Linked DNA regions of Homo sapiens: regions 1 and 3 are each linked to region 2. Evidence: read pairs that join two places in POLR2A ChIA-PET (ENCODE). Cell type or tissue: GM12878. All regions are shown on one strand. Links, peaks and the distances in the headings refer to the core of each region. The heading gives the core; the rest is flanking DNA. Region 1 overlaps ERRFI1-DT (ERRFI1 divergent transcript). Region 2 has its middle 40 kb from the start of LINC01714. Region 3 overlaps RERE (arginine-glutamic acid dipeptide repeats).

Region 1 (10,883 bases), core at 3,734-8,733, 55 kb before region 2:
TAATGTATATAACATACACATGAGAATTAAAACATGCTGTAATTAGAAAGATCATTACATTGTTTGTAATTAAATATTTAAGTACATGCCCTGTGTCAAGCGCAGTACAAGCTGTTGGGCAAAAAGGACTAAGCAATAATAAAAAAGACATAATGACGAGTGCCAATGAGGAAGTGGAGAAACTGAAAGCCTTGTACACTGCTGGTGGGATTTTAAGATGGCGCAGCTGCTTTGCAAAGCAGTTTGGCAAGTTCCTCAAACAGCTAAACATGGTGTCACCATATGACCCAGCAATTCCACAACTAATTATGTACCCAAGAGATACGAAAATATATGTCCGTGAAAAACTTGTACACAAATGCTCATAGCGGCATTATTCCTAATAGTAAAAAAGCAGAAACGACCCAAATGTCCATCAGCAGATAAATGGATAAGTAAAATGTCACGTACATCCACACAGGAGTGTTATTTGGCAATAAAAAGCAATAACCACATGCTATGCTGTGGTCTGAATGTCTGTGCCTCTCCCATCCCCCAAAATTCCTATGTTGAAACCTGATCTCCAATGCAAAAGTATTAAGAAGTGGGACATTTAAAGCTGGGCATGGTGGTGTGTGCCTGTAATCCCAGCTACTCGGGAGGCTGAGGCAGGAGAATCGCTTGAACCTGGAAGGCAGAGGTTGCAGTGAGCCGAGATCGCACCACTGCACTCCAGCCTGGGCAACAGAGATACTCCGACTCAAAAAACAAAACAAAACAAAACAAAATTGTACCTAAAATTCCCCATACTTTTAGAAATTTAAAAGTTTCTAAATAATGTAATATAAAATAAAATATCATTATAGAAACAAGGAAGTATTTGAGAGTGAATGAGAAAAATAATTACACATTAGAACTGGAAGAATCTTGCTAAAGCAATAATTAGAGTAAAAATTTTAGCCGTAAATGTTTCTTTATATTAGAAAGGAACTGCTGCTGTTAATTAGTGAGCCAAGCATTCAGTGTAACAAATTGGATTAAGGACTTCGGAATGAATGTGAAGAAAGTAAAAACAAGGGAATACTCAAAATAAAAACAGAAATCAGTGAAATCGATAACAAAGAAATAGAAAGGATTCATAAGGAAAAATGGGTTCTTCGAAAAGACCAAAAAAAGAAACACTCACTTCAGCAAAACTGATCAAGGCCAGAAGAGAGAAGGACCAAGTCAAGCCTGAAATAGGACCCATAAATACAGGCCCAGCAGAGCTCCAAATGATAAGAGGACCCTGTAAACATCTTTAAGACTATCCACTGATAAGTTACCAGAGCAAGATACCTTATCAACAGTGACTCAGGAAGAAATAGTAAACCTGCCTGGTTCTAAACCCATTAAAGAAATTGAAACAGGCCATGTGCCTTGCCTCATGCCTGTAATCCCTGCACTTTGGGAGGCCAAGGAGGATCACTTGAGTCCAGGAGTTCAAGACCAACCTGGACAATATGGCGAAAGCCCATCTCTACGAAAAATACGAAAATTAGCCAGGGGCGGTAGCACGTGCCTATAATCCCAGCTATTCAGGAGGTTGAGGTGGGAGGATCACCTGAGTCTGGGAGGTCGAGGCTGCAGTGAGCTGTGATTGTGCCACTGCAATCCAACCTGGGCAACTGAGCAAGACCCTGTTTCTAAAAAAAATAACAAAGAAATTGAAACAGACAATAAAATCTCTCCTCAAGGAACTATCGAGCCCAGGTATTTCTACAGGTAAGTTTACCAACTGTTCAAAGAAGTAATAATCTCAGTATCGCACACTCTTCCAAGTCACAGGAATGAAGAAAAGACTCCCTAATGAATTGAGACCCAAATCAATTTGTATAAGCACAAAACTAAAAAAGCAGGCAAGAATGGTACAAGAAAGGAGAATTCCTGATCAATTTCACTCACGAACATAGCTGTAAAAATCCTAAGCAACATATTTGCCAGCAGAATCAAGGAAGGTGCAGGCCCACCCTGTTTTATTGTGGTTCACTCTCTTGCACTTCACTGATGCTATACTTTCTACAAATTAAAGTTTTGTGGCAACCCTGCGTTGAGCATGTCTCTTGGTACCATTTTCCAACGGGGTGTGCTCACTTCATGTCTCTGTGTCACACTTTGCTAATTCTCACACTACTTCAAACTTTTTAATATGTATTGTATCTGTTATGGTGATCTGTGATCAATGGTCCTTGATGTTGCTGTTGTGATTGTTTTGGGGCATCATGAACTGTGCCCACATAAGACCGCAAACTTGATCGGTAAATGTTCTGACTGCTCCACTGATCGGCCATCCCTCCCGTCTCTTTCCCTCTCCTTGGGCCCCCTATTCCCTGAGACACAAGAATATTGAAATTATGCCAATTAATAACCCTACAATGAATTCTAAGTGTTCAAGTGATAGGAAGAGTTGCATATCTCTATGTTGGTGCAAAGGTAGTTGCCGGTTTTGCTATTACTTTCAATGGCAAAACCCGCAATTACCTTTGCACCAAACCAACCTAATATTTTAGATCAAGTGCTGAAAGTGATTATGCTTAGTGAGGAATGCATATTGAAAGCTGAGACAGGTCAAAAGCTGAGTCTCTTCTGCCAAACAGTTAGCCAAACTGTGAGTGCAAAGGAAAGTCTCCTGAAGGAAATTCCAAGTGCCGCTCCAGTGAACACATGAATGATAAGAAAGCAAAACAGCCTTATTGCTGATATGGAGAAAGTTCTAGTGGTCTGGATAGAAGATCAAACCAGGCACAACACTCCCTTAAACCGATGCCTAATCCAGAGCAGGGCCCTAACTCTTTTTTTTTTCTTTTGAGAGAGAGGCTTGCTCTGTCGCCCAAGCTGGAGTGCAGTGGTGTGATCTCGGCTCACTGCAACCTCTGCCTTCCGGGTTCACACGATTCTCCTCTCTCAGCCTCCCGAGTAGCTGGGATTACAGGGGCGCCCCACCACACCCAGCTAATTTTTGTATTTTTAGTAGAGATGGGGTTTCACCATGTTGGCCAGGCTGGTCTCGAATCCCTGACCTCAGGTGATCCACCCACCTCGGCTTCCCAAAGGGCTGGGATTACAGGCGTGAGCCACCATGCCCGGCCTAACTCTTTTCAATCCTGTGAAGTCTGAGAGAGATGAGAAAGCTGCAGAGGAAACATTCGAAGCCAGCAGAGGCTGGTTCATGAGGTCTAAGGAATGAAGCCATCTCCATAGCATAAAAGCCAAAGGTGAGGCAGCAAGTGCTGATGGGGAAGCTGCCGCAGGTTATCCAGAAGATCCAGCTAAGATCCTTGATAAAGGTGGCTCCACTGAACAACAGATTTTCAGTGTAGATGAAACAGCCTTCTATCGGAAGACGATGTCATCCAGGATTTTCATAGACAGAGAGGAGAAGTCGATACCTGGCTTCAAAGCTTCAAAGGACAGGCCAACTCTTGTTAGGAGCGAATACAGCTGTTGACTTTAGATTGAAGTCTGTGCTCCTTGGCCATTCCAAAAATCCCATGGCCCTTAAGCCTTAAGCTAAATCTACTCTGCCTGTGCTTTATAAATGAAACAACAAAGCTTGGATGACAACACATCTGTTTACAGCATGGCTTACCAAATATTTTAAGCTCACTGTTGAGACCTACTATTCAGGAGAAAAAGATTCCTTTCACAATATTACTGCTCATTGACAATGTACCTGGTTACTCAAGAGCTCTGCTGGAGATGTACAAGGAAATGAATGCTGTTTTCATGCTTGCTAACACAACATTCATTCTGCAGCCCATGGATACAGTAATTTTGACTTTCAAATCTTATTACGTAAGAAATTCGTTTTGTAAGGCTATGGCTGCACATAGATAGTGATTCCTCTGATGGATCTGGGCAAAGTAAATTGAAAACCTTCTGGAAAATATTTACCATTCTAGATGCCATTAAAAATGTTTGTGATTCATGGGAGGAGGTCAAAATATCCACATTAACAGGAGTTTGAAAGAAGTGGATTCCAACCCTTGGAATGACTTTGAGGCATTCAAGGCTTCAGTGGAGGAAGTAACTGCAGATGTGGTGGAAATAGCAAGAGAACTCGAATTAGAAGCGGAGCCTGAAGATGTGGCTGAACTGCTACAATCTCATGATCAAACTTGAATGATGAAGAGTTGCTTCTTGTGGATGAGCAAAGAAAGTGGTTTCTTGAGATGGAATTTACTTCTGGTGAAGATACTGTGAATACTGTTGAAATGACAACAGAGGATTTAGAATATTATTTAAACTTAGCTGATAAAACAGCAGCAGGTTTGAAAGGATTGACTCCAATTTTGAAAGAAGTTCTGTGGGTAAAATGCTATCATATAGCATCACACACTACGAAGAAATCTTTCGTGAAAGGAAGAGTCCTAATCAATGCAAAAAACTTCATTGTCATTTTGAGAAATTGCCACAGCCATGCCAACCTTCAGCAACCACCATGGTGATCAGCCAGCAGCCATCAACATAGAGGCAAGACCCTCTGCCAACAAAAAGATTGTGACTCACTGAAGGCTCAGATGACTGTTAGTGTTTTTTAGCAATAAATTATTATTATTATTATTTGAGATGGAGTCTCACTCTATCGCCCAGGCTGGAGTGCAGTGGCATGATCTTGGCTCACTGCACCTTCTGCCTCCCGGATTCAAGCAATCCTCCTGCTTCAACCTCCCAAGTAGCTGGGACTACAGGCTTGAGTACCACACTCGGCTAATTTTTGTATTTTTAGTAGAGATGGAATTTCACCATGTTGGCCAGGCTGGTCTTGAACTCCTGACCTCAGGTGATCCACCCGCCTCGGCATCCCAAAGTGCTGGGATTACAGGTGTGAGCCACCATGCCTGGCCTTATTTTTAATTAAGGTATGTACATTTTTTAGACATAATGCTATTGCACACTTATAGACTACAGTATAGTTTAAATAAAACTTTTATATACACTGAGAAACCAAAAAACTAGTGTGACTCACTTTAATATTTGCTTTATTGAGGTGGTCTGGAATGCAACCCAAAATATCTCCATAGTATGCCTATATGAGAAAGATAAAGTTTATTCCAGGAAAATCGATTGTAATCTGTACCAGTAGTCGATTAAAGGAGAAAAACCATGTGATTGTCTTAATCAATGTAGAAAAGCAAATTATAAAATTTAACATTCATCCATAATTTAAAAAACTTAATCGACTATAAGTAGAAGAGAATATCCTTCACGTAATGAAGACCATTTTTAAAAACAAACAAAACTACAGCAAACCTCAAACTTTATGGTAAAACGTTAAAAACATTCTCTCTCGGCCAGGCACAGTGGCTCACGCCTGTAATGCCAGCACTCTGTGAGGCCGAGGTGGGCAGATCACGAGGTCAGGAGATCAAGACCCAACCTGGCTAACATGGTGAAACCCCGTCTCTACTAAAAATACAAAAAATTAGCCAGGCGTGGTGGCGGGTTCCTGTAGTCCCAGCTACTCGGGAGGCTGAGGCAGGAGAATGGCGTCAACCCGGGAGGCGGAGCTTGCAGTGAGATCGTGCCACTGCACTCCAACCTGGGTGACAGAGTGAGACTCTGTCTGAAAAAACAAAAACAAAACAAAAAAAACAAACATTCTCTTGAAAATGAGGAAAAACTCCAAGACATCAAGTCTTGTCAGTTTGAGTTCACATAGTAATGGAGATGCTTGTCAGATCAGCAAGACAAGGAAGAAAATTACAGAATTGGAAAGAAATAAAACAGAAATCATTCAGAGATGTATTTGATTGACTTCTTAGAAAATCCTAAGGAATATACAGACGGATTAATAAAGTGTTTTAGCTAAGTTACTGCATACAAAATCAAAATGCAAAGATCAATTACATTTCTATAATATCATCACACTAACAACACTGAAAAATAGATAATAAAAATGATGCCAGCAGACGTGATGGCATCATTACAAGCTCACTCCTGTAATCCCAGCACTTTGGGAGGCCGAGGTGGGAGGATTGCTTGAGCCCAGGAGTTCAAGACCAGCCTGGGCAACATAGTGAGATCCCATCTCTACAAATAATAATACTAAAAATTAGCCAGGCTTGATGGCACATGCCTGTGCTCCCAGCTACTTGGGAGGCTGTGGTCGGAGGATCGCTTGAGCCCAGGTGGTAGAGGCTGCAGTGAGTTGTGATCACACCACTGCACTCCAGGCTGGGCGACAGAGCGAGACCCTGTCTCCAAAACAACAACAACAAACGATGCCATTTGCAATAGTACTTAGGAATAAACACATCAGAAACGAGCGAGACCTTCATGGAAAACATTATGCAATACGCTTGCCAGACATAAAGACCTAAATACATGGAGAATTAGATCATGTTTTTGAAGACATAACCTCCAAAATACATCAATTCTCCTCCCGCTAAGCTACAGATTCAATGTCATTCCAATCAAAATCCCAAGAATTGTTTCTGTTTTGTTTTGAATTTAGCAAACCGAATTTTTAATGTGCCGGTTATAATATAGTTATATACAAGAGGATTCCATTATGTAAAAGGAAAATATACACACTCACCGTATGCATAATTAATTGCTCTAGAAAAAGATCTGCGTGGAGGGAGTATTCGTTTCCTGTTGCTCTGTAACAAAACAGCACTGACTGAGCTGTGAAAACAACACCCATTCATGAGCTCACAGTTGTGTGGGTCAGAGGCCTGTCCTGGTGTGGCTGGATTTTCTTCTCAGGATATCATAAGCCTCAGGACATCAAGGTATTGACCAGGTTGAGTTCTTGTCTCAAGGCTGTAGAGGAAAATGCACTTTTTTTGTTTTTTTTTAATCTTCAATTTATTTTAAGTTCAGGGGTACATGTGCAGGATGTGCAGGTTTGTTCCATAGGGCAATGTGTGCCATGGTGGTTTTGCACAGATCATCCCATCACCTAGTTATTAAGCCCAGGATCCATTAGCTATTCTTCCTGACGCTCCCCCTCCCCCTATCCCCGCAGGGCCCCGTGTGTGTTGTTCCCCTCCATGTGCCCATGTATTCTCAGCATTCAGCTCCCACTTATAAGTGAGAACATGTGGTGTTTTGTTTTCTGTTCCTGCGTTCGTTTGCTGAGGAAAATCCACTTCTGGGCTCATTCTTGTTGGCAAAATTCAGTCCTTTGTATTACAAGACTGAGGTCCCCTTTCCTTGCTGCCTGTCAGCTGGGGACTGTTCTCAGCACCCAGAAGCCGCCCACATCCCTACCACGCGGCCCGTTCAGGCCAGCAGGGGTGCACAGAATCCTCCCGTGCCGCCCCGACTGCCTGTTCTGTGACCATCTGGAGAAAACTGTCTGCCTTGAAAGGGCTCATGTCACTAGGTCAGGCCCACTGAGTATTTTCTCTATTTTCATGTCAACTGATTTGGGACCTTAATTACATTGCAGCTCCTTTTCACAGCAGTACCTAGATTCACGTTTGGTTGGATAACTGGAAGACGGTATGTGTATATCAGGGGCCTGGAAATTTGGTGGGGCGGGTTACATCTTAGATTTCTGCCAAGCACACTGAGATTACAGTTGTGTGTGTGTGTATTTTAAGATGACTCTACACTGACTTTTGGGGGGAAATATTTAAAAAATAATTTAAAAATTGAATAAGTTACCAAATAAAAAGCGCATGTAGCCGGGCACGGTGGCTCACGCCTGTGATCCTAGCACTTTGGGAGGCCGAGATGGGTGGATCACCTGAGGTCAGGGGTTTGAGACCAGCCTGGCCAATATGGCAAAACGCTGTCTCTTCTAAAAATACAGGCATTGGCCAGGCATGGTGGCACATGCCTGTGATCCCAGCTACTCAGGAGGCTGAGGCAGGAGAATCGCTTGAACCTAGGAGTTGGAGGTTGCAGTGAGCCCAGATGAGATCATGCTACTGCACTCCAGCCTGGGCAACACAGCGAGACTCTTGTCTCCAAAAAAAAAAAAAAAAAAGAGCACATATAGACCACAGAGTATTTTTAGGGCAGTGAAGACACTCTGTATGATACTATAATCAGTGGATTTATGTCAATATGCATTTGTCCAAATTCATAGAACATATAACACCAAGAATGAAACTAATGTGAACTGTGGACTTTACTTAATAGTGCTGATTGGCTCAGCAATTGTAACGAACATGCCACACTCATGCAAAGTGTTAATAACAGGGGAACTGAGTTGGGGCATATGGGAATTCTGTACTTTTGGCTCTGCTTTTCCTGTACACCTAAAACTATTAAAAAAATAATAAAGTCTACTAGTTAATTAAAAAATCAAGGCTGGGTGCAGTGGCTCACACCTGTAGTCCCAGCACCTTGGGAGACCAAGGCAGGTAGATTGTGTGAGCCCAGGGCAGCACAGCAAGACCCCATCTCTATAAAAAATTTAAACATTAGCTGGGCATGGTGGTGAGCCCTTGTAATTTCAGCTACTCAAGAGGCGAAGGCGCAAAGATAGCTTGAGCCTAGGAGTTTGAGGCTGCAATGAGCTATGCACACGCCGCTGCACTCCAGCCTGGGCAACAGAGTGAGACCCTGCCTCAAAAAAAAAAAAAAATTCAAACAGCACAGAACTAGTATATGATGTGAACATCTTAGGCCATTATTGGGCACCGAAGAGGCTTTGGGTTGCATTTCTTCACTCATCAGCATGGGTAAATCATTGCAGAGCTTGAGTGTGGACACCACCAGGGGAAACAAGGTTGGGAGTAGCAAGGAATATGGGAAACAGAGACAGTGAATGGGACCTGATAGTGAATAGAGCCGGCTCAGCCGGCCTCCCGGCCTGACAGTGAATAGGCTGGCTCAGTTGGCCTCTGGGCCTGACACAGTCTATGTGTCTTAATTTTTTTCAGTAGCCCCAGTGTTCAGAGCTTGCTGGCTGTGATGTCACACTTTCCTTGATGATGGGATTGCAGTCATCCTCGCGCCTACCTGCCTGGCTGCAGGAAGCTCTATTCACTTCTAGGCTGTTCTCCCCAGGGCCACTTCCTTGTCTGCAAATCCATGTGAGCCAGCCCTTGTGCTCTGATTCCAGACTTCACCTCCTGGATTCCTGCAGGCTACCTCTGCTGCTTCCCAGACCTTTCCCTCCCATCCCTCTCGGGGTGAGCTCTGACCAGGCAGTAACTTTCAGCAGGACACCGCTGCACGCTTTGGAATCACAGAAGGCAATGACACCACAGAATGTAACACTGGATGCCAGACGCGCCTGCCTGTGAGTCCCAAGGCCTGAGTCTCTTTGGAGAGTCGGTTCCCCACTGGTGCCTCTGTGCATGCCATGGCCGGCCACATGTGGGACGATACAGATGACACGTGTGTCACACCAAGGCAGGATCAGAAGAATGTTTGAGATTTCAGAAAAAAAATTCAAGAAGTCATTATGGGAAGACCAGAACTTTGAGGGGTCAGAGTTGTTGGCGCTTAACCTCTTAAATTTTAGTTTACGATATTAAAAACTTAGAGGGCGGGTGAAGTGGCTCATGCCTATAATCCCACACTTTGGGAGGCTGAGGCAGGCGGATCACTTGAGGCCAGGATTTCAAGACCAGCCTGGCCAACATGGCGAAACCCCGTCTCTACTAAAAATACAAAAAATTCGCCAGGCGTGGTGGCGCACATCTGTAGTCTCAGGAGGTGAGGCACGAGAATCACCTGTGGGAGGCAGAGGTTGCAGTGAGCCAAGATCGCGCCACTGCACTCCAGCCTGGGTGCCAGAGTCAAGATTCTGTCTCAAAAAACAAAAACTTAGAGATTCCTTGTTTCTCTTTTAAAAAGTCAGATGGTGTCGTGACAGTGTGCATTGGCACCAGGTGTCTGGCGCTGGGCAGGGCTGTCTTTTCGGGCAGATGTGCTCTTTTGAGCTCACCAAGGCCCCTCCACGCCCCACAACCTGGATGATGACACCATCTCATTTTTTAGGCTTCATATTAAGGGCATTGGGTGTTCCCAATTAGCAGGTTGCGCTGGTGGCCAAAAGTATTTCTCAATCACGTAGAGTTTTTCTGGGACCTTCCTTGTTCATGGCTGAGTAAAAACAGGCCCTACCATCTAATCATTTAGACTCTCCTTTTGTGCCCTTTCTGCCCCAGGGTCTTGGAATGTGAAATTCCTTGAACAGCCATAAAAACCATAAAGTTGAAACTTTTCAATATCAATAGAACAATCAGAAAGGTGCCTTTTCTGGGTCTGTTTTAGAGTTGACTCAAAAACACAAATTCTAATCCCGCAGAGAACTGCTTGTGTTGAAATATTTACAGAAGGTCAGGGGTTTCTCCTCCCGCCTGGAGCAGAGAAGTGAAGCTGTGGGCCGTGGTTGAGCGAGGCTGGCCTCTCAAGCCTTGTTTATTCTGGAAATAACTTTGGAAAATGCCTCATATGGTTCCCCAGAGGCCTGGAGGTGGGCCTGTACAGTTCACGACAAACGAAAACAAACCATTCCTCTGCAATGTTTAGCAGAATTTATTAAAAAGATCTTTTTTAGAACTTCTAGACAGAGCTGATGGACTAGAAATGAACTTGCAAGTGTGAGGAAGTCACTCCACGGAGTGACACACACGCAAAATAAATAAATAAATAAATAAATAAATAAATATATAGTTCACCCAACTTTGTAACTGATTTAGATGGTGGAAATTTTGTAAAGTCCACCGCAGCACAGCAGTTTGAAAGAGACACTTGTTTGTTTTCATCAATCCCCAGAATGAAATCATTCCCCGAGGACCGGGTTAGCTGCTTCCTTCCCGGCATGGCCCTGCCTCTTTAAACTCATTCCCGGGGGGGACGAGACTGTTGCCTGATGCAGCAGGGGCAGCCAGCAGAAGCACTCCTGGCTGCTGGATGAAGAAACCTTTACATCCCAGGATCCCCCTCTGAGA
Region 2 (10,883 bases), core at 2,588-7,587:
CTCTTGGGGCTCCTTTCATTAACCCAGGGCTTGCAACTATGGGTCTCGGCCTGCTTAAGAAAAAAAAAAAAACCCAAAGAGTTAAAAAATTGAGATATAATTCATATGTCATAGAATTCTCACTTTTTTTTTTGAGACAGGGTCTTGCTTGCTGCCCAGGCTGGAGTGCAGTGGTGCAATCATAGCTCACTAAGCTTCAACCTCAAGAGATCCTCCCACCTCAGCCTCCCAGGTAGCTGGGACTACAGGCAAATGCCATGACACCTAGCTAATTTTTTTTTTTTGGTGTTTTTTGTAGAGACGGGATTTTGCCATATTGCCCAGGCTGGTCTCAAACTCCTGGGTCAAGTGATTCTCCTGCCTTGGCTTCCCAAAGTGCTGAGATTATAAGCGTGAGCCACCATGCCCGGTCCACACTTTTACTCTATTTTGTTTGCTTTTGAAGTGTGTAATTTAGTGGCTTTTAGTGTATTCATGGAGCTGTGCAACCATCATCACTATCTAATTGCAGAACATTTCATCACCCCAGAAGGAAATGCTGTACCCACCAGCAGCCACCCTCCATATATATCCCAGCTACTTGGGAGGCTGAGGCAGGAGAATCACTTGAACCCGGGAGGTGGAAGTTGCAGTAAGTTAGAGGCACACAACTTATATCACAAGACTGTGGGAAGCTGCAGAGTCATTATTCGAGCAGCATTTATTATCATTATTTATTATTATCTTTATTGCTTATTATCATTATTATCATTATTCGAGCACGTACTTGTGCCCAACACTGTGCCAGGCACCGGAGGCACAATTGTGAGTGAGAAAGAAGTCACTCCGTGGAACTTAACAGGCTGCTGCAGCCTTAGCCGGCCCTCTGATTTTTTTCCCATTTGAAAATGTTTACTTTTGTCATTGTAAGAAACAGCATATTTACATTGTAGGGAATTTAAAATATAATAGACACAAAGTTGCATTAACATTTCGGATTATTGATATATATACCTAATTGCTTTCCACTCAGCGGATGCTAATCTATCTTCTTACCGACATATTACCTCTGCACAAACTCTGCATTTTCTTTGGTTTTTCAAGAAAAAGTTGGAATAATCTTTCAATTCATGGCCCATATATATTATAGAGAACATGGAAATTGGTAATTAGAGAAGATGATCACAAGCAATTTCTCCTTTTACGATTGGTGATAACTTTAAGTTAATTGACTTCTAAACATCTTTGAGATATCATTCACGCACCAGAAACTTCACCATTTAAAGCACAAAACTCGGTGGCCTTCAGCATGTTCACAGAGTTGCGCAACTGTCATAACAAAAAGTTTAGATTTTTATTATCCCCAAGAGAAACCCCGGTATCCTTTAACAGTGACTCTCTATAACCTCACCCCCCACCCACCACACTAGCTTTATGCAACCGCTAACCTATTTTCTGCCTCTGTAGATCTGCATACTCTGGACATGTGGTATAAATGGAATTATATAATATGTAGTCTTTTTTTTTTTTTTTTTTGAGACAGAGTCTCGCTCTGTCACCCAGGCTGGAGTGCATGGCGCGATCTTGGCTCACCGCAAGTTCTGCCTTCTGGGTTTATGCCATTCTCCTGCCTCAGCCTCCCGAGTAGCTGGGACTACTGGCACCCGCCACCACGCCCGGCTAATTTTTTTGTATTTTTTTTAGTAGAGACGGGGTTTCACTGTGTTAGCCAGGAAGGTCTCAATCTCCTGACCTCGTGATCCGCCTGCGTCAGCCTCCCAAAGTGCTGGGATTACAGGGGTGAGCCACCACGCCCGGCAATATGTACTGTTTTGTGACTGACTAATTTCACTCAGCGTAATGTTTCAATGTTCATCCATGTGATAGCATGTGTCAGCATTGCGTTTTCTTGTTGAGTGATATTCCATTGTACAGATATGCTACACTTTGTCTATGTATTCATCAGTTCATAGACATTTGGATTGTTTCTACTTTTTGTCAGCCATTCCTTTGAATCCAGCGTCCATTCAACCACCCGGCTGGCCAAGCAGGCCCCGTCTTCCTCCAGCCTGGAGAGCTCCCTCCCTGGTGATGACGTTTGGGTGCTGTCGTTCCTAAACTGACAGCACCGCGTGTGATGGCATGGACCCTGTCGTAGTCATCAGAATTCTTTAACAAATTGTCATGGCCCTTTTTTTTTTCTTTTTTTTGGCAGTGTCTTGCTCTGCCACCCAGGCTCAAGTACAATGGTACAATCGTGGCTCAGGGCAGCCTCAAACCCCTGGGCTCAAGTGATTCTCGTACTTCAGCCTACTGAATAGAAAGGTAAGACTACAGCCATGTGCCACCCCATGCAGCTCAATTTTTTTTTTTTTTTTTGAGATGGAGTCTTGCTGTGTCACCCAGGCTGGAGTGCAGTGGCTCGATCTCGGCTCACTGCAACCTCCACCTCCCGGGTTCTAGCGATTCTCCTGCCTCAGCCTCCCGAGTAGCTGGGACTACAGGCATGTGCCACCACCCCTGGCTAATTTTTTTTATTTTTAGTAGAGACGGGGTTTCACCATGTTAGCCAGGATGGTCTCGATCTCCTGACCATGTGATCTGCCTGCCTCGGCCTCCCAGCTAATTTTTTTATTTTGTAGAGACGAGGTCTCGCTTTGTTGCCCAGGCTGGTCTTGAACTCCTCCCCTCGAGTGATCCTCCTGCCTCGGCCTCTCAAAGCCTGCTGGGGATTACAGGCATGAGCCACTGTGCCCAGCTGGGGCTCTTCTCTTTCTAAGTTTTCATAGAATCGTACTCCCCCATCCCCTTTATGGTTGGGGTGGCCATTTGACTTACTTTGACCAATGCAATCTGAGTGCAAGTGACGTCTGTCACTTGGGTGGAAGCTTGCTATGATTTGGCTCTGTATCCCCACCCAAATCTCATCTCGAATCGTAATCCCCAGGTGTCAGGGGAGGGACCTGGTGGGAGGTGATTGGATCGTGGGGGCTGTGTCCCCCATGCTGTTCTCATGGTAGTGAGGGAGTTCTCACGAGATCTGATGGTTTTATGATGGCAGTTCCCCTCCCCCGCCCCCCACGCTTTTCTCCCTCCTGCCACCTTGTGGAGAAGTTGCCTGCTTCCCCTTCAGCTTCCACCATGATTGTAAGTTTCCTGAGGCCTCCCCAGCCATGTGGAACTGTGAGTCAATTAAACCTCTGTCCTCTATAAATTACCCAGTCTCGGGCATTTTGTTAATAGCAGCATGAGAACAGACGAATACAAAGCTCTAAGAGCCAGCGTGCGTTTTGTCCTGTTTCTTCCCCATGCTGCAGTGGCTGTAGGAGTGTATGACAGATAGAGCCTCCCTCTGCCTGGATGACTCTGCCCATGAGAACCTTCTGGATCATACTGGACAGACCGTGTAGAGCTTGAAGGTTGTGTGGGCCCATGCCTGATCTAGCTTGTCTAACCGACAGTTCTATGGGAGTTCACTCAGCACAGGATCTGGAGTGGCTGCTGCAGGGGGTGGGGCTGACCCAGGACCTGAGGATGAGGGGACGGGGTAGGCACAGGGTGGAGGAAGGGTGGGGGCCAGAAACAATTAGAGTCAGGTACCTGCCACCCCCTGGAAGACTTCAACTGAGATGGTTACTTGCAAAGACCACGATCCCACTCAGCTTTTCTTCCAGGGGTAAAACTGCTTCAAGAGTAACCATTACTCAATCTCCCTCTCCAGGGAGATATTCCATTATTGAGCATTTTATTATAGTTCTTGGGTGAATCTGGATTTCTCGCTCTGTGTCTTATGTTTCTTTGAAGTGAATCCAGCAGTAACATATCCCTGCTCTTTTTGGATCACACGATGATCCAATTCTGGTGCCCAAGTGAGAGAAAAGGAAAAAGACAGCTGGTGTGTTTTTGGCAGGACTCCAGTGTAGCAATGGCCAAGGCTTCTCAGAGGGAATTATGTTCTTGTCCAAAGAGCCACCTTTGAGAAGGGGGTGACGGTGTCACCCTGTCTATCTTATGCACGTCCAAGTGCTCACCCATGAAGCTGGACTAGAGATTGAAAAGCACTCCACGCCTGGGCGTTGTGGCTTATGACTGTAATCCCAACACTCTGGGAGACTGAGGAGGGTGGATTACTTGAGTCCAGGAGTTTGAGACAAGCCTGGGAAAATGGTGAAACCCCATCTCTATTTAAATCATTATTTATATATATAAAATAAAAAAGCACCCCACATCCCTTTATTGCTGGAGATCACACTGTTTTTGGTAACTTTCATTGTCTCACTCTTTAGAAGTAATGACATGAATCATTTTAGTGCCAGTGCGAGTTAATTTACCAGCGTGGTTTCAGCATTAAGGCATGGACTGAATTTCAGGAAAATGCTTGTGATTAGCATCGCTTATTGCTATTTTACTTGAAGCTAAAAGATAAATCAGAGAAACAATATCCCAGTAAGGGCCCCCAGCAGGCGGTCCATCCTGACGATGACAGAGGGGGAGGAGGAACAATGGCTACACTTTACTCTGAAGTGGCTACATCACCTTTTTCTGGGCCAAGAAGCCCAGGTGCAGATGTTTTCTCTGCAGGGAGTGTGCTGAGCTGGGTTTTGTGGGCTGCAAACTCCTATCAGAAGTTGATAAAGTTCTGGGCCATTGGTTCTTAGCTGATTGGAGAAGCATTTCATAAGCTTAGAGTGTGAAACACCTAGAGATGAGTCATCCATATGGGCCAGTTCCCCTAAAAAAAAAAAAAAAGTCTCTACTGTTGTAAGCACACACACACACACACACACACACACACACACACACACCTTAAACTTTATCAGGGTCTCAAGTAAGTGATGAAATCGGATGTGAGTGGTGGCTCACGCCTGTAATCTCAGCACTTTGGGAGGCCGAGGTGGGTGGATTGCCTGAGGCCAGGCGTTTGAGACCAGCCTGGCCAACATGGTGAAAGCTCGTCTCTACTAAAAATACAAAAATTAGCTGGGCGTGGTGGCAGACACCTGTAGTCCCAGATACTCAGGAGGCTGAGGCGGGAGAATCACTTGAACCTGGGAGGTGGAGGCTGCAGTGAACCCCGATGGTACCACTGCACTCCAGCCTGGGTGACACAGCGAGACTCTGTCTAAAAAAAAAAAAAGACAGAATCAGATAATGTGTGGACAAGCCCTTCCCAAATTACAACCAGAAAGTGAAATCTGACAGAAGGGAAGAACAGGACAGCCCTGGGAGCTTCTAGTCATTGGAAGAGACCGGGGCTGCATGCAGATGGGGACCCTGTTGACAGCAGCCCCTGCCTGCCATGCTGAGACCCTGCGTGTGTGAGCATCCCCAGCTTGGTGGCTGAGCCATCTCCTTGTACCCCAACCACAACCTCCTCTGTGGCTCCAGTCACATCCTGTCCCTTCAGAAGGCCACTCACAGGACATGCCCTTCCTGTGGTGACTGGTCACCTTATTCATGAAGGAATGACTGAGGACATGACTGAGGTGTAGCAGAGTCAAGCTACACCGTGAGTGTCTGTGGGCACTGCAATACCTTGGAGCTGCTGGACTCCTGAACATTGTCTAAATCATCTTTCGCAGCCATCCATCTTCTGCCACATGGATTCCAGTTTCCATTGTGAGAAAGGGGTTCAACGAGCCATGGCATTTTCCACCAGAGGGTCAGCATCTGGGCCTCTGTTATTTTTCCTTTTGAGGCCCAGTTTTCTTGAAAACGAATAAAACTTACAGCTCTTAAAAATACCTAGGATGGGCTGGGCGCAGTGGCTCATGCCTGTAATCCCAGCATTTTGGGAGGCCGAGGCAGGCAGATCACGAGGTCAGGAGCTCAAGACCAGCCTGACCAACGTGGAGAAACCCTGTCTCTACTAAAAATACAAAAATTATACCGGGCACAGTGGCTCACGCCTGTAATCCCAGCACTTTGGGAGGCCAAGGCGGGCGGATCAAGAGCTCAGGAGTTTGAGACCAGCCTGACCAACATGGTGAAACCCCGTCTCTACTAAAAATTAGCTGGATATGGTGGTGCACGCCTGTAATCCCAGCTACTTGGGAGGCTGAGGCAGGAGAATTGCTTCAATCTGGGAGGCGGAGGTTGCAGTGAGCCGAGATGGCCCCACTGTACTCCACCCTGGGCAACAGAGTGAGACTCCATCTCAAACAAAAACAAAAACAAAAATGAGCCGGGTGTGGTGGCACATGCCTGTAATCCCAGCTATTTGGGAGGCTGAGTGGGGAGAATCACTTGAACCTGGGAGGCAGAGGTTGCAGTGAGCCAAGATCACACCACTGCACTCCAGCCCGGCCAATAAGAGTAAAACTCCGTCTCAAAAAAATAAAAAACAAGAAAAACCTAGGATGGGCCGGGCATGGTGGCTCATGCCTGTAATCCCAGCACTTTGGGAGGCCGAGGCAGGGGGATCACTTGAGGTCAAGAGTTTGACACCAGCCTGGCCAACATGGTAAAACCCCACCTCTACTAAAAATACAAAAATTAGCTGGACATGGTAGCAGGTGTCTGTAATACTAGCTACTCAGGAGGCTAGGGCAGGAGCATCACTTGAACCTGGGAGGTGAAGTTTGCAGCTAGCCAAGATCGCGCCACTGCACTCCAGCCTGGGCCGCAACAACAGCAACAACAAAATACCTAGGATGCAGCACTCTTCATGGATTTAATCTAATTATCATGTGAGATGAGTCAATGATCATGAATTGTAGGGGTAAAGAAAATGAGTCACAATGAGACCATTGGTGATGGGTCAGAAGGGGCTCCCTGGTTTCACCCTCCACTGCCCTGGGGGGTCCACGCTTCCCCTTGAGCTGTGGCTGGGTGATGCTGCCCTCAAAGGCCAGCTGTCATGGGCTTTCCCCACCCCGACCCTGAAATTTCCCCCATTTGTCTGAGCTATGGCCACCTTACTGGCTCAGAAGTCAGGCTACAATACTGCAATGGAACCGGGTGATGAAGTGTCATAAATAGTTAATACAAATTCTGCCAACAAGTTTGGGGTTAATAGCCGATCTTAAAATGGGTAAGGGAAAGAAAGGGAGAGGGAGGGAAAAAGGAGAGGGAAGAGAGAGAGAGACAAAGAAAAAGAGAGAGATTTTCTGGCATTCATCCTAAGCATTTCAGCCGTAAACTGGTTTAGGCCAGTGAGACAGGATGTTCTGCAGAGCAAAGATCACGTGACCACACAGTGCGAACAAACAGATGGTGTATCATTAACAAACTGCAACGCTGCATTTCCTAGTCTCTCCAGGGTGTCAGTGACCCAGGCAATTTAATTAAAAACATTAAAAAAAAAAAAAAAAGTGACAAGGGCCAAAGTTTCATCCTGTTTAAATTCAACTTCATCAAAAAAGTGGAGGGGCTATCCCTTCCATGAAACGTCCACATATGAGCCCCTCAGGGAAGTGGCACCAACGTGTAGGTCAGTGGCACAGTCAGGCCTCTGGTCAGTGGCCATTGATCCAGAAATGCGGCCAGGGCATGGCCAGGGCAGGGGCAGCTCCAGGACAGAGACCAGCTCGCCTCCCATTAGCCTCCTGGGGAGACAGGACAGGTAAACAGCAGGGAGCTCAGGGGGTTTTATGGACCAGGCCGTGTACACAGTTTGTCCCGAGTACAAACAAGCAGGTGGCCAGTCTCACCTTTGTTCTAAGAAGCGGGATCCAGGCAGGCCAGGAGGCCCAGAGGGTAGCTGTCAGGAGACACTGGGGCCCAACCAGGGCTTCCCACTGCAGGAGCGGGTCAGGAGCTTGGACACTCTCGGACACTCAGCACTGTCCTCGCTTGAACCTCCCCGGTAATGGCAGCATAAAGTGATGGTCAAGGGGCATCCGGTTGGGACTCAAGAAGCTTAATCCCAAATCCCTGCCCCACAGTCTACCAGTGACAGACACTGTGCTGAAGTCAGCCTCCACATGCTCACCTGTAGAATTGTGACAACATGGCAAGGGCAGGTGAAGGCCCCAGGATAGTGCCTGGCCATTGAGAGTGCTCTGTCGTGCAGGTGGGCATGGGCATGGGGCTGTCCAGAATTGAGCTGTTTTTTTGAGTTGGAGTCTTGCTCTGTAGCCCAGGCTGGAGTGCAATGGTTCACTGCAACCTCTGCCTCCCAGGTTCACGTGATTCTCCTGCCTCAGCCTCCCGAGTAGCTGGGATTACAGGTGACCAACACCACGCCCAGCTAATTTTTGTATTTTTAGTAGAGACAGGGTTTCACCATGTTGGCCAGGCTGGTCTCAAACTCTTTTTTTTTTTTTGAGACAGAGTCTTGCTCTGTTGCCCAGGCTGGAGTGCAGTGGTGTGATCTTGGCTCACTGCAAGCTCCGCCTCCCAGGTTCACGCCATTCTCCTGCCTCAGCCTCCCGAGTAGCTGGGACTACAGGCAACTGCCACCATGCCCTGCTAATTTTTTTTGTATATTTAGTAGAGACGGAGTTTCACTGTGTTAGCCAGGATGGTCTCGATCTCCTGACCTCATGATCCATCCACCACGGCCTCCCAAAGTGCTGGGATTACAGGTGTGAACCACCACACCCGGCCCAGGCTGGTCTCAAACTCTTGACCTCGGGTGATCCACCCGCCTCGGCTTCCCAAAGTGCTGGGATTACCGGTGTGAGCCACTGCGGCCGATATCTACGTTTTTAAAGACTCCTGTAATGGTGGCAAACTTGAGGCTCCTGGACATGGAAGGTGAAGAGGGCAAGAAAGCTGCAGGAGAAACCCTAGAGAGGTGGGACAGCTGGGGATCAATGGCTTAGGAATCTGTAAAGAAGGATATTTAGGTTTTTAGAATTTACATAAGGCCAGGCACGGTGGCACACACCTGTAATCCCAGCACTTTGGGAGGCTGAGGCAGGGGGATCGCTTGAGCCCAGGAGTTTGAGACCAGCCTGGACCACATAGGGAGACCCAGTCTCTGTAAAAAATAATTTTAAAATTTTAAAAGAAATTCATATAATCTTGGGCTTCCCAGCAGGTAAACAAAAGAATCCTAATTAATCTCAAGTGCAGATCATAAGAATTTGGAGAAACTGTTTGCACTCCAACATCTATGGAGATCAGTAGCTTTCTAGATTACAAAAATTCTAAATAAAATGTAACTTGGATAAAACTTGATTTTTGCACAGTGATACACCTAAAAGAAGCACAACTCTGACTCAAAGGCTTTGATGACAAATATAGGCAGATCACATGGCGTATCACATGCGATGAGCCATTCTCAAACATCTTTATCCCTCTCTCCTCTCAACATTTGTTCATCATTTGCTGATATTTATTGAGCACCCAATACATGCTCTGCTCTGGATGCCGGAGCAGCAAACAAGACCCTTTCAGTTCCTGCTCCACTACATTCTAGAGATGAAAGGCAGACTGGCAAATAGCTAGATCTTGCAGGGTACAGTTACTTTAGACGAAAGGCAGAGGTATCTCTCCGTCGCTCAAAGTATGATCCGAATGACAGAAGAATCCAGCCACATAAAGATGTAAGATAGAGCCTTCTAGGCAGGGGCAACAGCTTGTGCAAAGGGCCTGAGGCGGAAATGAAATGAGCCTGGCATGTTTCTGGAGGGAAAGTCAATGTCTCTGGAGTAGGGGTAGCAAGAGGCGGGTGTCGGGAGGTCTGCAGGAGCCAGATAACAAGAAAAGGCCTGTCGAAGATCTAGTGTAGAATCATTGCGGACCCTACAGACGACGCAGCATTAAGGATCTATGCTGAAAGCACTCCCCTCCAGGTGAGCAGACCCAGGTGTGAAGAAAAAGCTTTGCTTGGCTGTGTATCCAGGCAAATGCTGGATGAAGACACTGATACGCTTGAAGTTACGATCAAATGTCCAGGGCTGTATCTTTCACTTTTTACTTTTAAAAATTTATTATTTATTTATTTATTTTGAGACAGGGTTGAGCTCTGTTGCTCAGGCTGGAGCACAATGGCCCAATCACAGCTCACTGCAGCCTTGAACTCCTGGGCTCAAGTGATCCTCCCACCTCAGCCTTCCTAAATGCTGGGATTACAGGCGAGCACCACCACTTTTTTTACTTTTTTTTTTTTTTTTTTTTTTTGAGACAGGTCTCACTTTGTCACTCAGGCAGTAGTGCAGTGGCACAATCTCAGATCACTGCAACCTCCACCTCCTGGGCTCAAGAGATTCTCCTGAATCAGCCCCCAAAAGTAGCTGGAACTACAGGCATGCAACCACCACGCCCAGCCAATTTTTGTGTGTTTTTTTGTAGAGATGGGGTGTTCCCATATTGCCCAGGCTGGTTTCAAACTCCTGAGCTTAGGCAATCTGCCCACCTTGGCCTCCCATAGTGCTAGGATTACAGGCATGAGCCACTGGGCCTGACCAGCCTTTTAGTTTTTATGATTGCTTACTTTAACCAAAATTTTTAGTTAACCAACCAACTGCAAATCCTAATTGTAGTGAATCTTTTTTTTTTTTGAGATGGAGTCTCGGTCTGTTGCCCAGGCTGGAGTGCAATGGCGTGATCTCAGCTCCCTGCAACCTCCGCCTTCCAGGTTCAGGCGATTCTCCTGCCTCAGCCTCCCGAGCAGCTCAGATTGCAGGCACATGGCACCACGCCCAGCTAATTTTTTTTTTTTTTTTTTGAGACGGAGCCTCACTCTGTCACCCAGGCTGGAGTGCAGTGGCACAATCTCGGCTCACTGCAAGCTCCGCCTCCCAGGTTCACACCATTCTCCTTCCTCAGCCTCCTGAGTAGCTGGGACTACGGGCGCCTGCCACCACGCCTGGCTAATTTTTTGTATTTTCAGTGCAGACGGGGTTTCACCATGTTAGCCAGGATGGTCTCCATCTCCTGACCTCGTGATCCGCCGGCCTCAGCCTCCCAAGGTGCTGGAATTACAGGCGTGAGCCACCGCGCCCGGCCAATTT
Region 3 (10,883 bases), core at 3,861-8,860, 200 kb after region 2:
TGAATGAGCTGCATCCTCGTGTCTGAGGGAGCTGATCACGAATACCAGCAAACCAGTTTTAATGTGAGGGAGGGACAGAGTAGGCCCTACTATCCCCCCAGCACCTGACCTTGGCCGACTTCTTCACTGTCTCTGCTTTACTGTCATTGCTGGAGGTACTGGCAGCGCTGGGGGAGTTCCGGCCGCTGGAGCGGATGTCTTCATTGATGGGTGAGGTGCGACCATCAGGGCTGGCTGGCTGCTTCTTCCGACCACTGCGTAGTGTCGACATCTGCCCACCCAAACCGAAGACTGGTGACACCAGATTCCCAGTCCCCATGTGGACCCACCTGAGCCCAACCCACAGGCAGAAGCCTGAAGGCACACCCTATCAGCCTCTCAGCAAATCCCAGACCTTGGCAAACAACAGGCCGCCCTGCCTGTCCCTGGCTGCATGAAGGTCGGTGTGGAGCTCAGGGAAGAGGTGGGGAAATCAGTGGGCTCACGCCAGAGGGCGGTTCTCAAACCTAAAGCACTCATCCCAAGGGACTGTCCTGAACAACGTGTGCTGGAAATGAACCACACTTTCTGAGCGGCAGAAAGTCGCCTGGGGCCATCTTTAAAGCACCCTACACCCTTTCTGTTTATTCCTCATAACCGTCCATTCTCCCAACCAAACCAAATGAAATCAAACACTTGTGGATTTAATCTGACAGGACAGGAAGTGACCCAAAGAGATGAAGCTGTCAAGTAAAGCAGCTCAGCTCCCCAAGCCGCCAAGCGCTTCAGCATGTTTCTGCAAAGCCATGAGGGCTCAGAAGAGATCAGGAGACAATGGTTCTGGCTGGTTGACCTGCTCCCTTCTGAGTGAGCGGGGGCCGGGCTGCCAGCAGCCTCAACGGCATACAAGGGGCAGAGGAAAGTGGATGGTCCCACCCACCTGCCAGAAGGGGCCATAAGGGAGGCTGAAGGGAAAGACCCTGTCAGTACCCTCAGCCCCAAACCTGGAAAAAGCCTCTCCCAAAGTCCCTGGCACATTTCCAACCTAGGAAACAAAGTCTCTTTATGGGAGGAGCTATGCAGTGAGCAGAAAAATGTATCGGAAGTTTCCAAAACGGGATCAAACATTTAAAAAAAATCACAAACACACTAACACAAAAGAGCCTGCAAGTTTAAAATAGCAGAGATTTGATACAATGGAAGTGACACCACAAGCAGCAGCCTTGGAGAGCAAGAGGGGCCTTGGAGAGCCTGCACTGAGCCAGAAGCTAAGAGCTTGCTACAAAACCCAGAGCAGGATGCCACCCTGGGGCCCCTCGAAGGAGAGAACAGAGAACTCTTCCCAGCCCACAGGCAAGCTACCGCCTCGGGCAAAGCAGCTCCCCTCCAGGACTTTGTCTGGTAAACAAGACTTTCGCTTCCTCCCCCTGGGAGGCTCAAGCCCCCACACATCCCAGGAAACTGAAGAAGTTGCCAGGAGCCCCATGGCCCCAGGGGACTCACCGAGCCCCGACTCCGCCGTGTCCTCATGCTATGCTTCCCACTGAGCCCATCATCCTCTTCCTTGACGGGTTTGAACATAAACGGTGGCGGGTCCACGGGCTTCTCAATGGGCGGGAGCTCACCGTATTTCTTGAAGTGGATGCGACAGTCGGTGCAAAGCAGGATGTTCTCCCGGCCTCCGTGGTGCCAATCTTTGGAGGCTGTGTGAGGGAAGTGGTGGGGGCCAACCTTGGAAACCATCCCTCTCCCTGGGGATGTCTGGGCAGAGGGGCCCTTCTGTGGGCTCTACCCAAACCTGATGCCACCAGCACCATGCAGCCCTGGGCCCCAACACCCCAGGGCTAGTGCTGCCCTGCTCCCCCAAGGCCAGGAGAGGGTTTCAGGGGCATCTGCTGCCCACTTCAACTTGGGGTGCCCAGGAAAAGCTGGCAGCAAGCTCCTGGGAACTACAGTGTCAACCCCCCAATCCCACTCAATCTGTCCTGCCTACCAGTCAGTATTCCATACCGACTGCCAAGCAGAGGAGTAAAGTAAACTAAACATTTCTAACTTTCTCGAATCCCGAAGCACAATGCAAATGTCAAATCAAGTACTGTCCCTGGCAGGTTTCCAGCTGGATGCATGAAATGTTCAGAACATGGAAGTGCTTGTGCCCCCGCCCCGCCCCAGGAGCGTGACGAGGCCACTTACTGGTGGTGAAGCAGTGGCGGCAGGCGTACCCCTTCAGCTCCTGCTCACTGTCCTCACTGTCGAAGTCATCTTCACTGGCTGAACTTAGGTCCACTGGGCGTGGCAGGCACATAGTGGGGGTGGGGGAGACACCATCATGCTCAGCCAAGGCTGGGCCGGTGGGGTGGGGGGGAGGGGGGAACACCTGTGACCTCTGGCCTACTGCAGGTTCTGGCCACCAGTCAGAGCGGCTGGGTGCACAGGCTGAGGTAGGACAGTGTCTGCAAAGGACCACTTCGAGCTCCTCAGTGTCAGTCACCAGGACAGAGGGCCTGTGTGTGAGGCGCCATACCCAAGGGCCTGCCCTGCCACTGATGCCCGTAACGGGTGAGTCTGAACTGGGACAAGCGCGTCCATGCTGCCTCCCTCCCTAATACGCCCAGGCAATCCTGAGAAATTCCAACTTCACCGAGCGCCCCCAACCCGTCCTGCTAGGTGATTTCTAGTCGCCTGCATGCGCAACACCGGCGCCCCTCAGGTTCAGCGTCCCGGGCCAGGACAGAGCTATAAGGCACTTTTGCTACACCCCAGTTTTTTAGGGGTGAGAAGGTGTGGGCTCCAGCATCATTAGATTGTACATCATACTGGGACCAAAAAGAGGATCTTGGTGAAGCAGGAGGAAAAAGAAGAAAGTGTTAATCTGATCTTCTTACAACCAAAAGTGCAATGAGAATTCAAGCAGGACATCAAGTACATCATCTGTCAAATGGAAAACCTTCCCAGGACAAGGCCAAAAACATCCCAGGCCAAGACGTGTATTTTTTGTAAAAACCTAAGATGATGTTGAGTTTATGAGAAATATTTAAATGTACAAATAATGTTTTAAAGTCTCCCTCCTGAATCCTTGTCCTGCTCCCCGCCCCCACCATCGGTCTATGTTTAGGTCAGGCTTCACACATGCACTGGAGCACGGGTGCACACCCCCTCATGCTTCCCGGAGCCATCAGCTCCTACGGGCCCAGAGTGGGACAGGCTGCCCGTGAACAGTCTCCCCTCCGCCCACTGTGATGCCAAGACCCCTACTCACAGAATTCACTGGACGGGGGTCTGGAGGGTGTGTTGACGGGTGTGGACGCGGTGCGAGTCTTAATCCTCCTGAACACGGCCTGCCTGCGGTGCCTACGATGGGCTCGGGAGCTGGCTGCTTCGGGGGTCTTCTTCCAATAGTAATAGAAGGTGATCAGCTCCCCCTGCAGAAGAGAAGGGCTGACTGTGGGGGAGGGCCTGGGGCTTTTCCGTGCCCCACGCACCCTCTCTGCCACAGTGGAAAGCTGGGTGTTTAACAGCTGTGCCAGAGATGAGAATAAAGACCAGTCGCTCCTGGAGTTGGGAGAGGAACTGGGCTTGCCCAAGAAACAGCCACTGAGCTGCCCGTGGACTGCATGAATGGGGCCCGCCTCCTCAGCCCAGCACAGCTTGACTTCCAGACACCAAGAACAAGTACTTGTTGGGTGTCTGCTATGTCAGACCCCACCGCTGTTGTACACATGGGAGGTACACATCATCCACAATGGACGAAAAGGAGAGAAGATTCCTGCCCACGAGGAGCTTACATTCTAGCTGTGTGTGCACGTGAGTCTGTGCATGTGTGTGAACACAACGATGCTTTCTTTACAGTAATGCCAGTGAAATCACACAGGTGTGAGAAGGAAATGCCCGGCCAGTTAGACTCCCCCAGAAACAACCAACCAACCAAAGCAAACTGCCCAGGTGGTGAGGAACCAGGGCCAAACAGAAGGTGGGGAAGAACAGAGACCGCATGCTCAGGAAACTGCTCCACAGCCTCCACCTGGCTCCATCTGAAGGCCCACATCTGACATGCCGGCACGACGTCCAGAGGCAAGGACTGGGCTTGGCAAAGAAAGACTACAAGAGGACAGACACACAGTGGTGCTGATGCAAAGGTGAAATATCACACACCACAAGGTCAGGCTTCTTTTCATGGCCCAGCAGAAACAAAAGCAAGATACCTTTTTGGAAATATAGCAAATGTAAGCTTTTTAAAGAAAGGGCACTTTGGGCACCCCCAGCCCTCAGGGCGCTGCAGGCTGCCATCTCACCCTACACACAAAAGACGATTTCTTAAACATCCCAAGATAAAGTCTCTTTACCTAGAACTGAAAAAAAAAAACAAAAAAAAAAAACAAAAAAAAAAAACCCAAAAAACAAACACAGCCAAGTGAGAGAGCACAGATCACTTGGTTTCCCTCTAATTAAATCAACACTGTAGAAAGTCTATTAGCTTGGCGACTAGATGCTGGGAGTTGTCTTGGAGGTACCTGCACCCTCACTTTGTCTCATCAAACACTGTCTTGTGAATGGAGGAGGCAAAAAGAGAGAGGGGAAAGTGAGAGAGGGGGATGGAAAGACTAGTGTTGGAAGGACTAAAATAGACAAACCAAACAAAGACATGTAGCTGCCACATGACAAACTCACCCATCAGACCAGATTTCATCCAAAACACCCCCAGAGGAAATGGCCTCAGAACACAGTGACAAGAGAGGTGGGCAGATTTTAGGTGGTGGGGTGGCTTCCGCAAGGCAGGGGATGCCGTGCCTTGAGTACTTGACTGCCCACAGCTGCATCTTATGCCTGGGCATTTTTGTAAGAAGTGGGACCACGGCTGCGGTCCCTAAAGGAGGGCTGGAATGCCTTGAAGGAGGGCTGACTGGCCTATAAAGCCCATCACATGTATCTCCTGGAGCACTGGACGTGTCTCAACCTCCCCAAGCACTTAACACTTAACAAATTACTCCTGATCACCAATACCTAGCAGATGAAGCATAACCCCAGGCCAGCAGGGCCAGGGAGCCATCTCGGGACAAGCACACTCATGTCCCTACACGTATGTGCATGTGCCCACCCCTCGGTTCCATGAGATGGTAACTGAATGATAAGGAGAAATGCAGATACTGCCATTGGAATTTCTGACTGGCTCCTCTCCCCCATGCTAGTCTAGGAATGCGAGCTACAACTGTCCCAGCGGGCATGAGCATCCTGGCCCCTAAGGTCATGATCTGTGAACCTCCTAGCTCTTTTCACTTCCTGCTTTCCAGACTTGGAAATGCATTTATCTATACTGATCCTTGGGTGTTGGCTAGACGGAAAAGATTCGTAAATCCCACTAGGGGGTTACAAGATCACTGCTGACATAAACGCTGACTTGTGTCTGGTTTTCCTCTGAGAAAATATGGAAGAGAAATCAAGGCAGGGAGCAGTCACACTCCAAATGCTCTGTCCAAGGTCATGCTTCATGAGCTCAAAAGGGCAACTGGTGCTGTGATAAGTCACAGCTCAAATTCCAGAGCTTGAAAGAAGAATGAGAAAAAACTCACAGTGGTTCCTTCTACTTCCTCAGTCCAAGTCATTTTAGGGGCTACTGAATGATAAAAGCTTGGGATGTGGCCAGGTGCGGTGGCTCACGCCTGTAATCCTAGCACTTTGGGAGGCTGAGGCAGGCGGATCACCTGAGGTCAGGAGATTGAGACCATCCTGGCTAACATGGTGAAACCCTGTCTCTACTAAAAAAAATACAAAAAATTAGCTGGGCCTGGTGGCAGATGCCTGTATTTCCAGCTACTCGGGAGTCTGAGACAGGAGAATGGCGTGAACCCGGGAAGCGGAGCTTGCAGTGAGCCGAGATCGTGCCACTGCACTCCAGCCTGGGCGACAGAGTGAGACTCTGTCTCAAAGAAAAAGAAAAAAAAAAAAAAAAGCTTGGGATGTAAGAAGAAATGCAAAGCTATACGAGACAAAAGGGACCAAAAACGGGAGAGAAAAATCGAGTGAGAAGGTGGTACCTGAGCCTCTGCCATGCCTTCAAGTCTTACCTGAAGGCTGTTAAAAAGCAGCAACCTGACTTTTCTAAATAGCATTTGTCTATAATGCAATATTGCTACACACAGTTATAATCAATTATTTCTATTTATCAAATATATATGTTTTGAAATGGCTTTAAAAGATAGTAACCTGCAGATCCCAGGTTAAGGGAAGAAGCCAGGCGCAGCAGTTTACGCCTGTAATACCAGTACTTTGGGAGGCTGAGGCAGGAGGATCACTTGAGGCCAGGAGTTCAAGACCAGCCTGGGCAACATAGTGAGATTTAGTCCCCCACCTCAAAAAAAAAAAAAATTATCTGGGCATGGTGGTGTGCACCGGCAGTCCCAGCTACTTGGGAGATCAAGGCAGGAGGATTGCTTGAGGCCAGGAGCTTAAGACAAGCCTGGGCCCTACAGGCCCAATCTCTACAAAAAAGTTTAAAAAATTAGCCCAGTGTGCTGGTGTGTGCCTGTAATAATACCAGCTATTCAGGAAGCTGAGACAAGAGGATCACTTGAGCCCAGGAGGCTGAGGCTGCAGTGAGCTACAAATGTGCCACCGCACTCCAGCCTGGGGGACAGGGCGAGAGGCCATCTCTTTAAAAAAAATAAAAGAACACTTAAAAACAAGAAGCCAGAGTTCAGTGAGGTAAGAAACTGCCCCATGCCAGACAGAAAAAAGGCTTAACTTTCAAACCTTTGCTCCTGGCTTCACTGATCTCTGCCAACAAGTGAAAAAAATCAAGACCCAAAAGAAAGAAATCTAACATTGAAATCAACATCAACTTTTTGTTGACACTTAAAGAAGAAGTAGTCCAGAACAGATTTCACCATCTGAGTGCCAAGGATGAAAATGACCAGGCAACTGGTTTCTCTTCAAATCGAATAAATCTTTCGCCTTTTACTAAAAAAAAAAAAAAAAAAAAAAAAAAAAAGAAGAAAAGAAAATGACCAGGCAGGAAGGACTGTCCTCCACAGCAGTGAAGTCACAGGTGGTAAGAACGGTAAACTTACAATTCAGGAAGGTGACAGGGTGACCAGAACTGTCATCCACTGCTGGTGGAAATACAGAATGCTCAAACCACGATATCTACCAAACAACCCAGCAATTCTTCTCTTATTTACCCAAAAGAAAAAAAAAATTCTCACACACAGACTTTCACGGATACATTCATAGAAACTATTCTATATATATATATTTTTTTGAGACGGAGTCTTGCTCTGTCTCCCAGGCTGGAGTGCAGTGGCACGATCTCGGCTCACTGCAAGCTCCGCCTCCCGGGTTCACGCCATTCTCCTGCCTCGGCCTCCCGAGTAGCTGGGACTACAGGAGCCCGCCACCAGCCCGGCTAATTTTTTTTGTATTTTTAGTAGAGACGGGGTTTCACTGTGTTTGCCAGGATGGTCTCGATCTCCTGACCTCGTTATTTGCCTGCCTCGGCCTCCCAAAGTGCTGGGATTACAGGTGTGAGCCACCGTGCCCAGCCAGAAACTATTCTTAACAGTCCAAACTGGAAACAACCTAAATGCCCACAAGCAGGAGAATGGATAAACAAATAATGGTATCCCCACATTCACTGGACTACAACTTGGCAATTAAAAGGCACAGACCACCGACACATGCAGCAACACCATGCTGCATGAAAGCAGGCAGACAGGGACGGTGGGTGCTGCGTGAGTCCTTCCCAGAGATCACAAAAACCAAACTAGCGGTTGCCGAGAGCCTGGAGGGTGGGGGACAAGAAACTAAAAGAACTCAGGTAAGCACTCCAGGGTGATGAAAATGCTCTGTAAGTTGAATGTGGTGTCACTGACACAAATGTATACAGTGGTCAAAACTCATGAAACTGTGTACTTAAAGTGGGTGCATTTTTACGGTATTCATACCATATATGGCAGGTTACGTCAATAAAGCTGAAGAAAAACAACAACAAATCCAGGCCGGGTTTTATTAGCTGCCTCTCAACCACTGTTATGCCTATCAAGGGATTCAACACTGGAATGAAGCGAGTCTAGGATCGGAAATGGCATATTGGTGACTGCATGGGTGGCAAGGTCTTGAGCACAAACAAAAGAACATGTCGGGGAAAGCTCTGGTTCTACAAATAGGGAGTGAAGCAGCTAGAGGCCTCGCCAGGAATGAAGTCAATTGAACTTTAATCAAACATGCATAGTGTGTGCTGCAGAGACCCGCTGCACATAAATTCAGGGAACAAAAGCTGTTGCAGAAATCAATAGCTTACTGAAACATTAACACAGGCAATCATTAATCAAAAGGCAGCTCCACAAAGGCAGCCTTGCAAATTAGCTCCTGATTTTGCCTGCAAGCAAACACAGAGGTATAAAATGTTGTCGACATGAATGGCCTATAATGATCATTTTGCTCCTGATGCTCTCACCTCATCTCACAACAAGGTCTCACAGTCAACATATCTTATGTCTCGGTGCTATAATTGCACACAGCATGAGGAACTCAACTGGTTTAGTGCCTGGGCAGAAATGGGAAAGGAAGAGGGCGAAGTCATCTCCAACTGACAGTGTTCCCGGCTGCAGCTCTTGCCAAGAGAAGTGCTCAAATCCATTGGGCTATATTTAGCAGATTCTCTCTCCTTTCCTTTTTCTTTTGGCGGTGGGGGGGCTAAATTTTTCCCACAGGTCATATGCAAAAAGCCTTTGGCAATGACAGGAGCTTGGCTCCTGGACTTAGGAGTCTCTTCCCAGCAGAGGTGTCTTTCCAGGCTATACACTAAGATGGAGTTAGGAAAATAAGCACCATTAGGTTCCTTTAATTTCCCACAAAAAGAAAAACAAGGGGAAGGGAGTGCCACACATGGAAGAGAGAGGGAAGAAGTAGTAAGCTGCTTGGCACCAGGCAATCTGGGTGAAGGGCCTTAGGAGAGAAGGAAAAAGCTAAGGATGCAGAGTCAGCTGACTCTGGGCCTAGCGGAGGGACAGCTCAGCGGCAGCCGCTCCTGCCATCCAGGGGCCTGCTGGGCTCAGGCCACTTTCTCCTCCTCAGCCACCACTTTATTTCTGCCCCCTCCAGGGTTAGGCTGCAAGTCTATCAAGTTCACACAGACACAACGTAAGACATCAGCACAGGTCTTTAAGAGCTCCCTCCGCCGCCTGGGCAATCTGGGCTGGAGCAACAGGGGCCGGGGCTGCCTACCTCCTAGAGGCTGCCTGTACCCATTTCAGGTATTAATACTGGTTCTGCTGTTCTGGCCAGGCCCAGTTCTGCTTTATCTTGGGTAAGTGATAGGCAACCCGACCCAGGGGCCAAGTGGGTGCCCCTGTGTATGTGCATGTGTGCACAGATGTGAGCAGGGTCTCCTCCCAGGCTTTCCAACAGGCCAACTTACCTGTGCGCATTTGGTAAACTAAACACTATCCACCAACACAACTGCTATTTAATTTCCCACAGGCAGTGGAATGCTACGGGAAGAGAACCTGTAACCTGTCCTGTGATAAGCCACATGTCTTCTCTCTCTTTAGGGGCATGGGGGAGTGAAAGAGTAGAAGAGATTGTTGAAGAAGAAGGCACTGGAAGCATTTTGACTATAAAAGGCTCACTCGTAGCAAGCATGCCTGTTTCAAACAGTATGGGGCCCAGCTTCTCTTCTGCCCGAGCCCAGCATGAACTGCTCAGACAGGATCCTCTGAGAAGCTGACATGGAGGCAGGAGAAGGTTAAATCAATGGTTTCTGCTGTCCCATATTAGAAGCATAAGGGTACACCCAAGATTGAGTCCCACTTTTTTTGGTAATTATATCATTATTACCACATCACCCAAGAAGTCTGGACACTCCCCTGAGGAAGGGGAGGGAGTGCAATAGAAGATGAGGTCTGGAGACTCCCACACACGGTATCCAGGGTGTCTGCAGCCTGCCACCTACCATCAGGTCGTGTGTGTGTGTGTGTGTGTGTGTGTGTGTGTGTGTTTTAAATTAAGCCAAAGAAGGACTCAGTCCTTTGTAAATAACCGTATGCGCACCCCCTTTCGATTCAGTTCACAGAGAACAGTGAGAATCTTCCACTGTCACAACACAGTTTTACGACCAACAGCAAAGAATGATGAGGACTGCTGGCCTTACGGCTATGTTAAGGAAGGCCCTGGAACACCAGTTTCCTGCCTCCTTGCCCATGCAGACAGAGGGGAGATACAGGCAGGCAGGCATCTAAACCAGATCCCTGCAACGTCACATATGCCCAGGCTCTGGCCTTGTGCCACTAGTGAGGGTCAGCTGCAGCTCCTTTCTTTTTCACAAACGAAGTTTCCAATGGGCACCCTTTCTGGGCCATGCATCGCCCACTAAAAAGGAGGGGGCAGTCGGAGAGAAGGGGGATGAGGAGGCAGGCCTGGAAGCTTCTCATGGATAACAGGATTATAAACACAATTTCTTTCCGAAGCTATTTCACAGGTCTTCGAAGCCCACCTACCACTGTCAGCTGAGCAGACTGTAGTTACGTGATGGGACAGGAGCCAACAGGGGCAGGGCTGCTGAGTGCACATCCTTGTACGCACCTGACCCCATCGCAGAGTCTTAGAAGTAAGCATTTAGAAGAAATCATTTTAATTCTTTAAGACACAAGATTATCTGTTCCTATGGCTAAACAAATATTTTAACATGAATACAGAAGGAGCAGCTAAATAATCTCTACACAATGCCTTAACTCTCGGTGCTAATGTGCAATTAGAGTCAGAATGTTGTTCCCCTGCTTAAACTTTTGTTTGAAAAAATGCCCCACAGTGAGCATCTGGCTCCTTCTTTGGTGGTCCACGTAAAGGGGATGAAGAAATCCACCCCTTCCTTACTGAAGTGGAGAGATCTAAAACTTTTTTTTAAGGTATGT

Evidence for each region. ChIA-PET counts read pairs that join two places held together with the same protein. Peaks named below come from ENCODE experiments on the same cell type or tissue, not always from the same donor. Only the 100,000 strongest peaks of a DNase experiment are listed, where the experiment ranks them.
Region 1: POLR2A ChIA-PET joins it to region 2 with 8 read pairs; 14 of 35 experiments call an interaction of 5 or more read pairs at or near these places.
Region 3: POLR2A ChIA-PET joins it to region 2 with 5 read pairs; 2 of 35 experiments call an interaction of 5 or more read pairs at or near these places.

The regions. Positions count from the first base shown.
Region 1 is chr1:8,106,782-8,117,664 of GRCh38, forward strand. All of the region lies in intron 2 of ERRFI1-DT (ERRFI1 divergent transcript), which reads left to right. Among named protein-coding and RNA genes, the nearest start is that of ERRFI1-DT, 86 kb to the left of the region's middle. RefSeq lists an enhancer at 8,813-9,313. In GM12878, for the core only: no CTCF peak of the experiment used is centred there; no DNase peak of the experiment used is centred there.
Region 2 is chr1:8,162,767-8,173,649 of GRCh38, forward strand. No RefSeq gene overlaps it. Among named protein-coding and RNA genes, the nearest start is that of LINC01714, 40 kb to the right of the region's middle. RefSeq lists enhancers at 2,943-3,237, 4,183-4,856, 10,290-10,820. In GM12878, for the core only: no CTCF peak of the experiment used is centred there; DNase peaks (open chromatin) are centred at 4,625, 6,855 and 7,155; H3K27ac peaks cover 2,982 bases.
Region 3 is chr1:8,362,574-8,373,456 of GRCh38, forward strand. It overlaps RERE (arginine-glutamic acid dipeptide repeats), which reads right to left. Exons shown (of 23, transcript NM_001042681.2): 13 at 3,239-3,401; 14 at 2,173-2,265; 15 at 1,483-1,682; 16 at 110-271. Among named protein-coding and RNA genes, the nearest start is that of SLC45A1, 50 kb to the left of the region's middle. RefSeq lists enhancers at 2,088-3,058, 4,884-5,384, 6,988-7,976 and a silencer at 4,767-4,936. In GM12878, for the core only: no CTCF peak of the experiment used is centred there; no DNase peak of the experiment used is centred there.